Linked DNA regions of Mus musculus: all the other regions are linked to region 1. The links are chromatin loops, found by intact Hi-C in ENCODE. Cell type or tissue: left cerebral cortex. All regions are shown on one strand. Each heading gives the region's core, and the rest is flanking DNA. Links, peaks and the distances in the headings are about the cores only.

What was found. Peaks named below come from ENCODE experiments on the same cell type or tissue, not always from the same donor. Only the 100,000 strongest peaks of a DNase experiment are listed, where the experiment ranks them.
Region 2: a loop joins it to region 1, with 3 times the contacts of the local background. A loop is called at or near these places in 6 of 42 quality-filtered maps.
Region 3: it touches region 1 in a loop (6-fold over the local background); 16 of 42 quality-filtered maps call a loop at or near these places.

What each region holds. Positions count from the first base shown.
Region 1 is chr2:146,957,166-146,961,148 of GRCm38, reverse strand. All of the region lies in intron 12 of Kiz (kizuna centrosomal protein), which reads right to left. Among named protein-coding and RNA genes, the nearest start is that of Xrn2, 54 kb to the left of the region's middle. In left cerebral cortex, for the core only: CTCF peaks have their summits at 1,449 and 1,680 (motif pointing left); DNase peaks (open chromatin) are centred at 1,450, 1,703 and 2,377; H3K4me3 peaks cover 1,075 bases; H3K27ac peaks cover 941 bases.
Region 2 is chr2:147,255,489-147,259,471 of GRCm38, reverse strand. The region is part of intron 1 of Nkx2-2os (NK2 homeobox 2, opposite strand); the gene reads right to left. Gm39955 (a long non-coding RNA gene) reads left to right here and starts at 2,616. Exons shown (of 4, transcript XR_866809.2): 1 at 2,616-2,960. In left cerebral cortex, for the core only: a CTCF peak has its summit at 2,533 (motif pointing right); a DNase peak (open chromatin) is centred at 2,562.
Region 3 is chr2:147,305,917-147,309,899 of GRCm38, reverse strand. Nkx2-2os (NK2 homeobox 2, opposite strand) reads right to left here. Exons shown (of 6, transcript NR_030769.3): 5 at 1,629-3,983. Gm14110 (a long non-coding RNA gene) reads left to right here. Exons shown (of 3, transcript XR_003953941.1): 2 at 1,606-1,671; 3 at 2,744-3,983. Among named protein-coding and RNA genes, the nearest start is that of Gm14110, 16 kb to the left of the region's middle. In left cerebral cortex, for the core only: a CTCF peak has its summit at 1,961 (motif pointing right); DNase peaks (open chromatin) are centred at 1,999 and 2,469.

The DNA.
Region 1 (3,983 bases), core at 600-3,099:
CCTGGTACCATGAAGGACACCCTTTAAGTCTACATAGCAGGCCAGCAAGAGCACTAGAATGTGGCTGTTCTATCTGGAGGGGGTGCATGCAATAAGCCTTCTCAAGACAGCAACAGCAGAAGAGTTGGGATGGGGCTTGGTACTCACTTCTGGTCCTGAAAGGTGGACAAATTTAGAGACTAGAAGACTTGGGGACTATGGTAATGTTAGCAACATACTGACTGCCATTCCCTCCCTTATACCGGGGGGGGGGGGAATCCACATCCCACTAACAAACACACCTGAATTACTGGATTTGGGGTCCACTCGAATTTGGCAATTAACTCTGAGGATCCTGCCAAGAATACAACTTGTGACGTTGAGGACAATTAAGAAATGGCCCTCAGTGGGACGCATCATCCTGTTCTAGGGCCTAATTGTAAGACTGGAGGGCCACTGATATGGCTCTGTCAGTACATGCCTACTGTGAAACATGAAGACCCGAGTTTGGATCCCCAGTGCCCATGTCAAAACTGGATGTGTGTCTGTAACTCTAGTGCTGGGGTCAGGGTGGGATGGAATCAGGCAGCTTCTTGGAACTCAGTGGCTGCATCTAGGCAAATGGATGAGCTTCAAGTACACTGAGAGAACTTGTATTGAAAAATACGGTATAGAGCTATCAAGAAGAACATCCAGCATTAACCTCTGGCCTACACACACACACACAGACACACTCACACACACACAGACACACACACACACACACACACAGACACACACACACACAGACACACACACACACACACAGACACACACACACAGAGACACACACACACACACAGACACACACACACACACACAGACACACACACACACAGACACACACACACAGACACACACACACACAGACACACACACACACACACACTCACACACAGACACACACACACACACACACAGACGCACACACACACAGACACACACACAGACACACACACAGACACACACACACACACACAGACACACACACACACAGACACACACACACACAGACACACACACACACACAGACACACACACACACCGACACACACACACACCGACACACACACACACACACACATGAAAAGAGAGGCAAGTCCACCTATGAGAAGATGTATTATCTTGGCTGTGAACCACAAAAATTTCTGTGGATTTGTAATCAGTATTAAAATTTTTCAAATAGCATCTTTGGCTGGATTTTCTTTCCTTCAAAAATAGACATTTTTTTCTGGGAAAAATGTAGGAGAAAAAGTAATCCAGAAAGAAACGAAAGTATAAATAATAACCATACCAACAAATCTCCACAAATACCAATCTTAAATTTTAAAGGTCGCCAAAGTCCGAGGCTGTTTAAATTGACAAAGTCTGAGCGCCCCCTGATGGCCAGTTGGAGCTCCTACAGCACGTGCTGTAATTTTTGCTGTCCTTGGGCCAGCTAGTTTACTTCTTCCCGTCAAATAAAGTGACTTTTCTTAACTGTAAGGTCAATGCAGATTTCCTAAGCTGGAGATGGAGATGTGCACTTTATAAAGGTACATGAAGGACTGCCAGAAAATTTTCGTTTTTACTTCAATGGACAATTAGTATCTAAGTATCTTTATACCGCTCCAGGGAAAATAAATGACCAGACAAGAAAGAAAAGCTGCGGCCACCAACTGATTATCAGCTGCACGCTGGCGCCCTCCGCTGGCCGATCCCATGGCTGCAGGGCTGGCAAGAAATGCCACCCACGGTGGCCCTGTTAAGGGGTGCGGGTGGTCCGGTGACTTTTAGTACCTTTCCCCTAGGCAATTATGCTGCAAGCACACACTCTTTTCTTTCAGCAAAAATCTTATCTTGATTCAACCAGAAGGCCGGAGTTACAAGGGAACCCGTAAGCTGAACTTACAAGGGAGCTGTGAGGATACACTCTCCATTGAATAAATGGATCCTGGAGAGTGAAGCCGCTTCCTGGGGAAGGTAAAGAGAGACAATGTTTGCAGAGGAGAGGAAGCTCTGGCATGCACCCCGGAACAAAAGGGAACAAGTGGTCTTTACTCGGAGAACAGCTTCCTATTAGGACTCACTCCTTCGTACATCATGCCTTTCATCCCCACTCAACCACAAAATGATTTTACTGAAGCAAATACAATGGTAGAAAAAGATTTACACTGAAAGAATCTTTAATAATAAACTGTTGCCGATCGGCCTACTTGCCCGTGATTTATAATACAATAAACATCGGATTCTATTACGGCTCACACACTGAAGCCTCTGCTCTGCAAAACGGAATCTAAAAGCGCGGGGACGCCGCCACCGTCACAATGAAATGAGCATGTATAAATGTGCTAAGAGTATCTCTTTGCATCTTTTATAGCTTGTGTGTATTAATCTGTAACGCTTATTAAGAAAGTCATTGCTATGCAAAGCAGCACCCAATCCCTTTCTCTGGCTTTTCAACAGAGTGCACTGTTTAGCCAATAGGAGGGACCCTCTGGCCCTCATTCTGCATTCATCACAGGCAACATTTACACAATGTATCTCTCAAAGGCGGCTGAAAAGAAGGCCTTAATACTCATGTAAACAACTGCAAACCAATTACTTAATGAATCAGGCCCACACATAATGAGGTGCAGACAAAGAGCTATAAATGCATTTTTGCGCCCAAGCCCCTGCTTTAAAGTAAAATCCCTCAGCTGTAGTTTGGGCTTAACTAGCACATCATAATTATTGTCTCTAGGACATCAGAGGAAGCCATTTTTTTTAAAGGTCCAACAGGGTCTTTTTTTTTTTTTTTTTTTTTTTTGAGATTGCTCATCAGCTCACTGACAAAACAGAGCAAAGAAGAATTTTTAAAAGTGCTACAGCAGCGTAGCACTGTTATGTTTATTCTCAAGTACTGGGTTTCGAGACCACTTGTAAAAGCAATAAAGCACAAGGAGTGACTGCAGTAAGTGGGATCCTTAAATGTAAGCCTCTAAGAAATTTCAGCAAAGCCAGGCACAAACAGCAAAACCTGAGCTCTCCAAAGCCCAGGGTGGGGTATTAACAATAAGAGACCCAGCACAAGAACCAAACTGTGCAGAACAGCACACCAAGCCACACTCACCGTTCAAAGCCTTTCATGCTAGATTACTATCAAGTGTCCAGAACTGAGGGTTCCTGGAAGACCTTTTAGTGGGTTTCTTTTTCTTAAAGGGGCCTGATGAGATTACTTATGATTTATTTGAAAATTAATTTCATACAGAAATATAATAACAAGAGGCTCCATACTTTAATTTGTAGAAAAACAATTTCTATTTTTCCTCTGTCGAACTGGGGCCAGGTATAAATGACCAGGCTGAGAAAGTGTCCTATCTGATCCTATTATTTTCTAAGTGTGTTTAAGAACTTCTCAAAGGACCTACATAAAGAACTTGTCTTAATGCTAGGCACTAGTGGTGCTTGCCTTTAATACGGATCTCTGTGAATTTGAGGCCAGCCTGGTCTACAGACTGAGTTCCAGGACAGTCAGGGCTATACAGAGAAACCCTGTCTCAGTGTGTGGGATGGGGACTTGTTTTAATGTTTTTAAAACATAATGGGGACAAATACTTCTGACAGTCTTAAAAACTAAAGGGATACATTTTTTAAGCCAAATGGTAACATTAAAACTGGAAACTATCTGTAGAATTTACTGACCTTTAAAAATCCTCTTAAAAGACACACAACTTGAATTTATTGTATAACCCACCGATATAGTATTCAACACTCTCCCAAACCCAGTAAGTTCCTACTTTCTCAAAAATACAAACAAAAACCTGGTATTAAAGGTAATTTCTTATAAACAAGAACGCATTTTGGATACTCATCAAGTTTTGAGAAACTTAACCCATCCAAGTAGCCCAGGTCCTAAAATACTGCCATGCTTCTGTAAAATACAAATGAACAGATTTTTTTCCCCCATTTTCATTTCCTTTTAATATGACATTTCTGGATTAGAT
Region 2 (3,983 bases), core at 992-3,491, 300 kb before region 1:
TGCTATCCTCTCCATGGTTGTAAAAGGGGAGATAGAAGAGAGCCTGGCTACCCAATAGACAGGTGCCAACAAGAGGCCCAGGGCACATTTCTGGTTGTTCATGGGACTGAAGGTAGCTTTGTTTCCATTGCTGGGTCTAAGTCAGGCATTCTGAACACAGGAGGGAAAGTCACATAAGTGTCGGCCATATTTGGAAGCATGGCTTCATGTTGGCTGCTTGATGAGTGGGCCACATAAGGAGGTGGGAGAAGATCATGTGGACAACAGGCTGGAAAACAGAGCAGCAGAGATGCCCAAAGGCACACAGCACCCAGGCTCCTGCAGTATTCTCTTCAGCTGGATAATCTTCCTCTGCAGTGGTTCTTATACACTAGTATCCAGGAGAAGACAACACAGCAGAGAAGGAAGATAAAAAATAGACCGTGAGGTTAGCAGCACATATCCAAAATGTGGAGAGCTTGGTGAGGAGGGGACAAGAAAAGTGGAACTACTGCAAAATAGCACCCAAGGAGCCTCAAGCCCACAGCAAGCTGCATCTAGAATTGGTGGAAGAAGCCCCCATCTGGTAGACAGTGCAGCGAGTTAGGCTCCTTGCTAGTATTTAGCTGAAACCATACTACAATAACGTTTTAAAATAACCCTCTAAGATTCCATTTTTGTTTAATTTACATCCTTGGTAAATAACATAATACATGGTGGCTCCAGTCTTAGAGAAGTGAACCATTTTGCACCAGTAGAAACTGCCAAGTCATGTAGAAAGGGACCCTACAACTGAGTTGGAATTCTACTACTGGGGAGCACCTGTACTAGAGATCTGTCTTCTTGTTTGCGCACATATAAATGATCTTGTGTAGAGTCCAAAAGGACCACTGATATTGGGGATCTCCATTAAGAACTGTGTAGCTGGAAGTCAGAAAAGGGGGTGGGGACTTTACTTACATCCGTTCAGTCATTCTCTTTAAATTTTGAGCCACATAAAAGTGTTGTTTTTCCTAATTAAAAATCAAAACAAAAGCTCCAGACTACAGGTAAAAGCAACTCTTCCATTTCCCAACACCCCACCCTCTGGCCAACTTGGTCCTCAGTTCACAAAGCGTCCTGTTTCTATCCCTTCTCATTTTCACAAGACTTTGCATTTCAGCCTTAAGTTCCTGGCTTGAGTGAAAGACAAGTTTGTGCTCTGGAGAAAAACACCTCATACGAACAAAGTCGCACATGCAAGGAGTTCCCATGATGGGCAAATAAGGAAACCAATCCAAATGTCCCCCAGAGGAAGGCAAATCAAATGAATCCGCTGGGTTGTCTTATTCTTATTAATGACTCAAGTCACCTGGGAAGAGGGAACTTCAACTGAGGAATTGCCTCCATCGGATTGGCTGTGGGACTATCTGTGAGGTGTTTTGTTAATTAATGATTAATGTGGGAAGTCCTAACCCACTGGAGGTGGTGCCACCCCTGGGCAGGTGGTCCTGGGTTCTATAGGAAAGCAGGCCAAGCAAGCCATGGAGAGCAAGCCAGTAAGCAGCATTCCTCCATCACCTCTGCTTCAGTTCCTGTCTCCTGGTTCCTGCCTTGAGTTCATGTTTTGGCTTTGTTCAATGATGGATCATAACCTTTAAATCCTAATAAACCCTTTCTTACCCCAAAAGTTATTTCTGTCAGTGTTTGATCACAATAACAGAGAGCAAGCTAGGATACTAACTTATTTCCACTATACCCAACTGAGACGATTGGATTCCTTTTATACACTGAAACCTTGTATCTATTACTATACATAACACATATAAATATGTTACAAATATGAATATATAGTCTATAGAAAATATGCATACTATAAATTAGTCTGATATATCATACTTATAACATTTATAGTTATATAATCAAATCTTATTGCATATGTCAAATATATATTTTATGTAACATTTTAAAAGTACTTTTACATTTGCAAATATTATATGAACATGTATATATATGTATATGTGTATATGTATATGTACACTACTACCAGGCATGATCACACACACACACACACACACACACACACACACACATATATATACCCTTAATCCCAATCCCAGTGCTTGGGAGGCAGAGGCAGGCAGACAATTGAGTTTAAGGCCAGCTTGGTCTATGGGCAAGTTCCAGGCCAACCAGAGCTACATAGAGAGATCCTGTCTCAATATGTATCATACATACATACATACATACATACATACATACATACATACATACATACATACATACAAAAATATCTTTTAAAATGGTTAAATATAAGACATATTTCATATGTATGGATGAAGCATGTATGTGTCTACATATCTACTTTTCTATCTACACATACAGAAATGAATACATATGTAATATATACATTAGTCATTTGTAAATGCATAGAAGACTTGTGGAAGCATCATATAGTCAGGTAGAAAGATAGACAAGAGAGAAGGAAATGTGTAGCAGCTTGACCTCTGAATACTTACTATAGGATAAAAATTGAAGTACTCTCTTGGTGCAGGCACGACAGGCATCTGCCGCTAGAGGGCGCAGGAGATTGACAAATCATTCCCAGGGGCAGATGCTTCTCTGGGGTTTCAAAAGGCCAGTGACTTCTCCCAGCTGGATGTCCAACTCTGGGTTGTGTGGAGGAAGCCTGCAGCACCAGAGGGCCTCTCCAGACTATTGGGAACCTGTGTCACTAATCTGACCTCTGTCCCCGGACCTCATATTCGAGTCTGCAGATGCTGTTCCCATGCAGAACACAGAGGCAGCCGCCTCACAGAGCCTGATTTCAAGAGGACCTCCTGAGAGATTTGTGTGGGCCTTTGTGGGTCCTCAGTGACAACAGAGAAAAGGCTGGGCCTCTGCAACTGGCAGAAAAAGGCTGGATTTCTGAAGAGTCTCAAGTTCATCCTGAAAAGGTAGTCTCTGGTCCCTGGCTCTAGCCCACAACTGTCAGACCTGAGGTATGTCCTGCCTCTACAGACATGTGCTCAATATTCTCCCTAGTCTCTTGTTCTGTTCACTTCTCTTTCTCCTTTGCATTGCAAGGGAAACCTTTTTAAGAACGCAAATAAGTTTATGCTCTACGTTATTCATTTTAAGATAAAACAGCAATTATTGCATAGGTTTGTTTGTTTGTTTGTTGTTGTTGTTGTTGTTGTTATTGTTGTTGTTTGTCTCCTATGTGATTCTGAGCCACGAGTGGTGATATCACCTGTGCTCCAGCTACCCAGAAGACTGAAGCTGGAGATGGCTGGAGCCTGAGTTCAAGGCTAGCTGAAGAGTACAGCAAGTTATACCAAAACAAAACAAAACCATGATATTCTGCTAGCTGGAAATCTGATCGCCATTACTCCTAACAGAATTTCCTGCTAGAGCAGGGATTCTTCATCTGGCCTGGACCAGGTCACTGGGCAAGTTTTAAGCACTGCTACTGCCTGAACCCCATGGACAGAGATTCTGCTGGGAATGGTCTGGGCTGTAGTTGGGGAATTGGGTCCGTTGGTTCTGATGAAGCCAGTGTTGAGAACTGCTCTCTGGTGACCTGTAAAGTGCCCCGTGTTCTGTGGCACTCCCTATAAAGCATAGAATCCGCTCACATCGGAAACCAGCTGCCCCAGAGTCTCCGAGGCCCCGATATCTGTATTCTGTCCCCGGTGGACAACTTCTCAGCAAGTTTAAATGAAGCTTTTAAGAAGCTTCTAAAGTAGACCGACCCAGAAGGCAAGGGTGTAGGGGAAATAACCTTTTCACGACTTCTCCCGGAAACCAAAATTTTAGATTTCTTTAGAGGCGAAAGATTTTCCTGTCTACAAAGTTATTTCTGACTTCTTTCAAAGGCTCCTGTGTTATTATTTTGTTTTTGAGGTAGACTCTCACTCTGTGATCTAGGTTGGCTTTGGATGACTCCTGATTCTCCTGCCTCAGCTTCCCATGGACTGTGACAATAAGATGTTTACCACCAAGCCAGGTTCCCTCCTTGTTTT
Region 3 (3,983 bases), core at 992-3,491, 350 kb before region 1:
ACTCAATTTATGCTAAATGATATTATGTATAATAGTGTAAGTCCCTTCTGCATTATAATGACTTATCCTTATAACCACAGATAAGTATAGCTTTTAGCCCTAATCAAAGAAGCTTTTTTTTTTAAGCAGGAAGAGATTATAACAGAAATCCACAACTGCTCAAAATGCAGACCACGGGGTGTCCAACCCCAGTTAACACATCTACAATACAACTGTTACACCGATAACTCAGAGAACATCATGGAAGAGGGGATAAAAGCATTTTTATAGTCAGAAGACAAGCAATTCTGCTGTGAGATACTGTCTTCTATTTATGACAGTGAAGCTACAGTAATACAATAGTAAAGCTATGCTCACCTAATCATGACTTCCACAACCACTGTTGACATGCCAACATGGAGAGTGGAACTCTCACAAGCCCCTACCTCTAGATTAAGATCTACGGGTGTTAACAGCTACTGAGGGAGAGCAAATTTGTCTTCTTTAGGGACAATAATCCTGATGGTTATCAAATACCAAATGAATACATATATGAGTAATGCCAATGAGCTAAGCAGGCTCTCTCTCTCTCTCTCTCTCTCTCTCTCTCTCTCTCTCTCTGTGTGTGTGTGTGTGTGTGTGTGTGTGTGTGTGTGTGCCTACATAAACATGTGTGCATGAATGTGTGTTAGATAATAAAGAAGACGGGCTCATGAATCCGAGAGGGGGTTAGAGGAACAGAGAAAGAGCTGAAGTGGAGAGAGGGAGGAACAACAATGATGTAAATGTAGTACTCGTGTGTGAAATTCTAAAAGAAAAGAGAAGTATATAAAAATAGATATCAGGTTCTAAGGAGAGAGCTGGCTAATATCTCGTGTTCCAGTGTCACCATCACCGTCAATGTGAAGGGGATAATAAAGATCTATGCTTTGGATTGCTGTTCTTAGATTGCAGAAGATTACTTATGCAAGCATTCAATATGGCGTCCAACACATAGCAGAAGCCAAGTGGGGGCTTATTAGCTTATTATTAGCTATTAATTACACAACTAATTTTTAAAACCCAACTTTTGTTTGTTTTTCAAGATAGGATTTCTTTGTGTTTCCTTGGCTGTCTGAGAACTAGCTCCATAGACCAGGCTGGCCTTGAACTCACAGATATCCACCTGCCTCTGCCTCCCAAGCTCCTGAGTGCTGGAATTGAAGGCTTGTGCCACCGCTGATTTAATTAGTATTGACCTGGAATATTATATCTGGCTCTGTGCTAAGTGTCAAAGCACCCTACCCAATGAGATGGAAGGTCTGACTACATTTAAATCAAGGTGTGTTCTGAATTTCCACTAAGTACGTTTATGGAAAGATGTCTGGAAGCTGATGGCACTAAGTGTGAGCCTTGAGTGACTAGAGTGGCCCGGACTCTGATCTTGCTTTGCTCTCTGAAGATCTCTGTTTGTTTTTCTTTCATACCATGTGTAACATTTCTACAAGTGTGTTTATACAATTTTATAAAAGAATAAATCCCCCAGGCCAGAGATCTTGCTTGTTCTGGCTTGGATTTGTCTGAGGGGTTGACCAGATGTCCTGCTAGATGAAGCACCACAGGTCATTTCTGTATACTTCTTCCTAGGTATATTGATATTATCTCCTCACCTTGTCCTGGGTGTTTTTCAGTTGGCTGCCTTCCAGGAACACAGTAAGTACATGGTGCATATGTGTCTGGCTGTTTGTTCTCACTGTTTGCTGGTTGTCCTGCTCAGTCTGCCAAGTGTCTGTGAGGCCTAGCCTTGCCCCAGGAATGACGATATACGTGCAGAATACCCGCTGGAGGCTACCTCGGAGGGCACCTGAACACAGTCAGAGTAATTCCTAAAGGCATCCACATTGTCCTGCAGAAATCCAGCATTCAGACTCCTTCCCTCCAGGGTTGCTGGCTTCTGCAGAGGGACAGTTCACAGACTGCAGAGCACCAAGCCGACCACAAGATGGCAGCCTTTCCCTGTCTGAGTCCCACTGCAGCGCACATTCCCCAGCTCTGTGTGCTTCTGAATCCAGCTTCTGTTGCCCTCTGCCATTCCAGGAAAAAGATTCTTTACCAAAGAGACCTTCATTAAAGATGAGAACAGTGGGATTAAATGTTCGGAAACAGAAGAACTTGAAGAAGAGAATACAATTTCCCCAAACCACGTGCTCACCCAGCCTTCTCTCTCCTCAGGAGGAGTCACAACAGTCTTGTGTCCATTCGCAGTCGGGTTGAATTAGAATTGCCAAGCATCTCAGTAAGCCGTGAATCCACATTCCTTTATCTCTTTGTGCCACTCAAAGCCAGATATTGATGTCTGAAAACAAACTACATAAGCTTCATTATTTAAGTGCCTTTTCCTTAAACAAGACCGCTTTAATGCTTAACAAGGTAGGGGAGCTACATAATTTAAAATCTATGTGAACAGAAATAAGAAATTATTTGTGGTGGGCTCCACTTTTACACCCACCAACAAAGGCAGACATTCACCAGTTTTTGCCTTCCCAGGGCCCCAAAATACAACACAGGCCTGTTCTCCCGTCCCCGGCCGAGGCCGCAGCTGAAGCCGGTCTTTATCAGCGTTCCTTTCTCAATATTTACCAACCAATAAATCTTTTTCCCCCTAAGACAATTGACATTCGAATCCCATTCATGTGGAGGCTTGTTATCCAAATAATATTAAATAAACTGCTTCATGATCTACTGAAAAAGTATTAAGATGGGTTCTTTTTTTCTTTCTCTGCAGGTCAATATTGAAGAAGAGAGAGGGCTGTTTCTATGTGAGGGAGGGCAGCTGCCTGCCTCCAAAGAGTGTCTCCATCTCTAGCCTCCTGCAGAGGTGCCTCCTTTCTGTTGCTCTTTGGGCTTCCAGTAGTCTCTGCCCTGTGGCACCCACTCCAAGGCAAAGGCGACAAAGGTTATCTGTGTCACTACTGTGGCCTCCTGAGTACAGGGAGTGTTTCCAGAGTCGTGTGTGGCTGAAAGATCAGTCCTGAGAAATGTGTTGGTAGACCTTGTGTCACTGTGCAAACATCATGGGCTGTTTGAGGTATTCGTTGGTCTATCTCACTGTGCTGATAAAATGCTCAGCAAACGAAACATAAAGAAGAAAGATTTTATTTTGACTTATAGCCTGACGGGACAATCCATCGCAGCCAGGAAGGAAGGCAACAAAAGTCTGGCCAAGTTGAGTTTGCACTCAGGCAGCTGAGAGAAACGAACATACAAAGGACGGTGCTCACCGCACTTTCTCCTTATTCATCCTTGGGCCCCAGCGGTGAAACAGGGCCATAAACATCTGGGGCAGGCCCTCCCATCTCAGAGCAAACTTTCTGGAAACACTGTAACAGATATACCCAAAGGTGTGTCTCCTAAGTAGCTCTCCTTACCCTCAGGGTGACAATCAAGATGGACCACAGAGTTACGGAAATGGACTCAGTTGGTAAAATGCTCACTGGGTTCAATCTCCTGAGGACCTGGGTTCAATCTCCCAGACCCCAAGGAAAAAGAGCTGTGTACTGTGGCGTATATAGGTAATCTCAACACTGGGGAGGCTGGGACAAGGGGAGAGTTCCTAGACTTGCTGTTTAGCTGTATAACATAATTGGTTGAGTGTGAGGCTAATAAGAAATTGTTTCGAAAGGGAGATAGACAGCACTCCTGAGACCTGAGGCCATCATCTGACTTTCTCAGGCGTACATGAGCCTCTACCTTCCCCCCCCCCATGCACACGCACGTGTACACACACTTTAAAAGTGATTATAACCAGTAGAGTACATTTACATATATCTAAATGGTGTGGCTACTCCCTACTTGGTCTCCCTGGTGATGCTGTCATTCACACACAATCGGCCACTGACTAAAACGTCATAGGAAGCACATAACTGAACTCTGCCCATTCTCTCACTGGAGCAAGTTAGTCTTCTGACAACATTTCCAATTCCGCTGTTCCACAAGCAACCCCCGCCTTCCATTTTTTTTGTCAG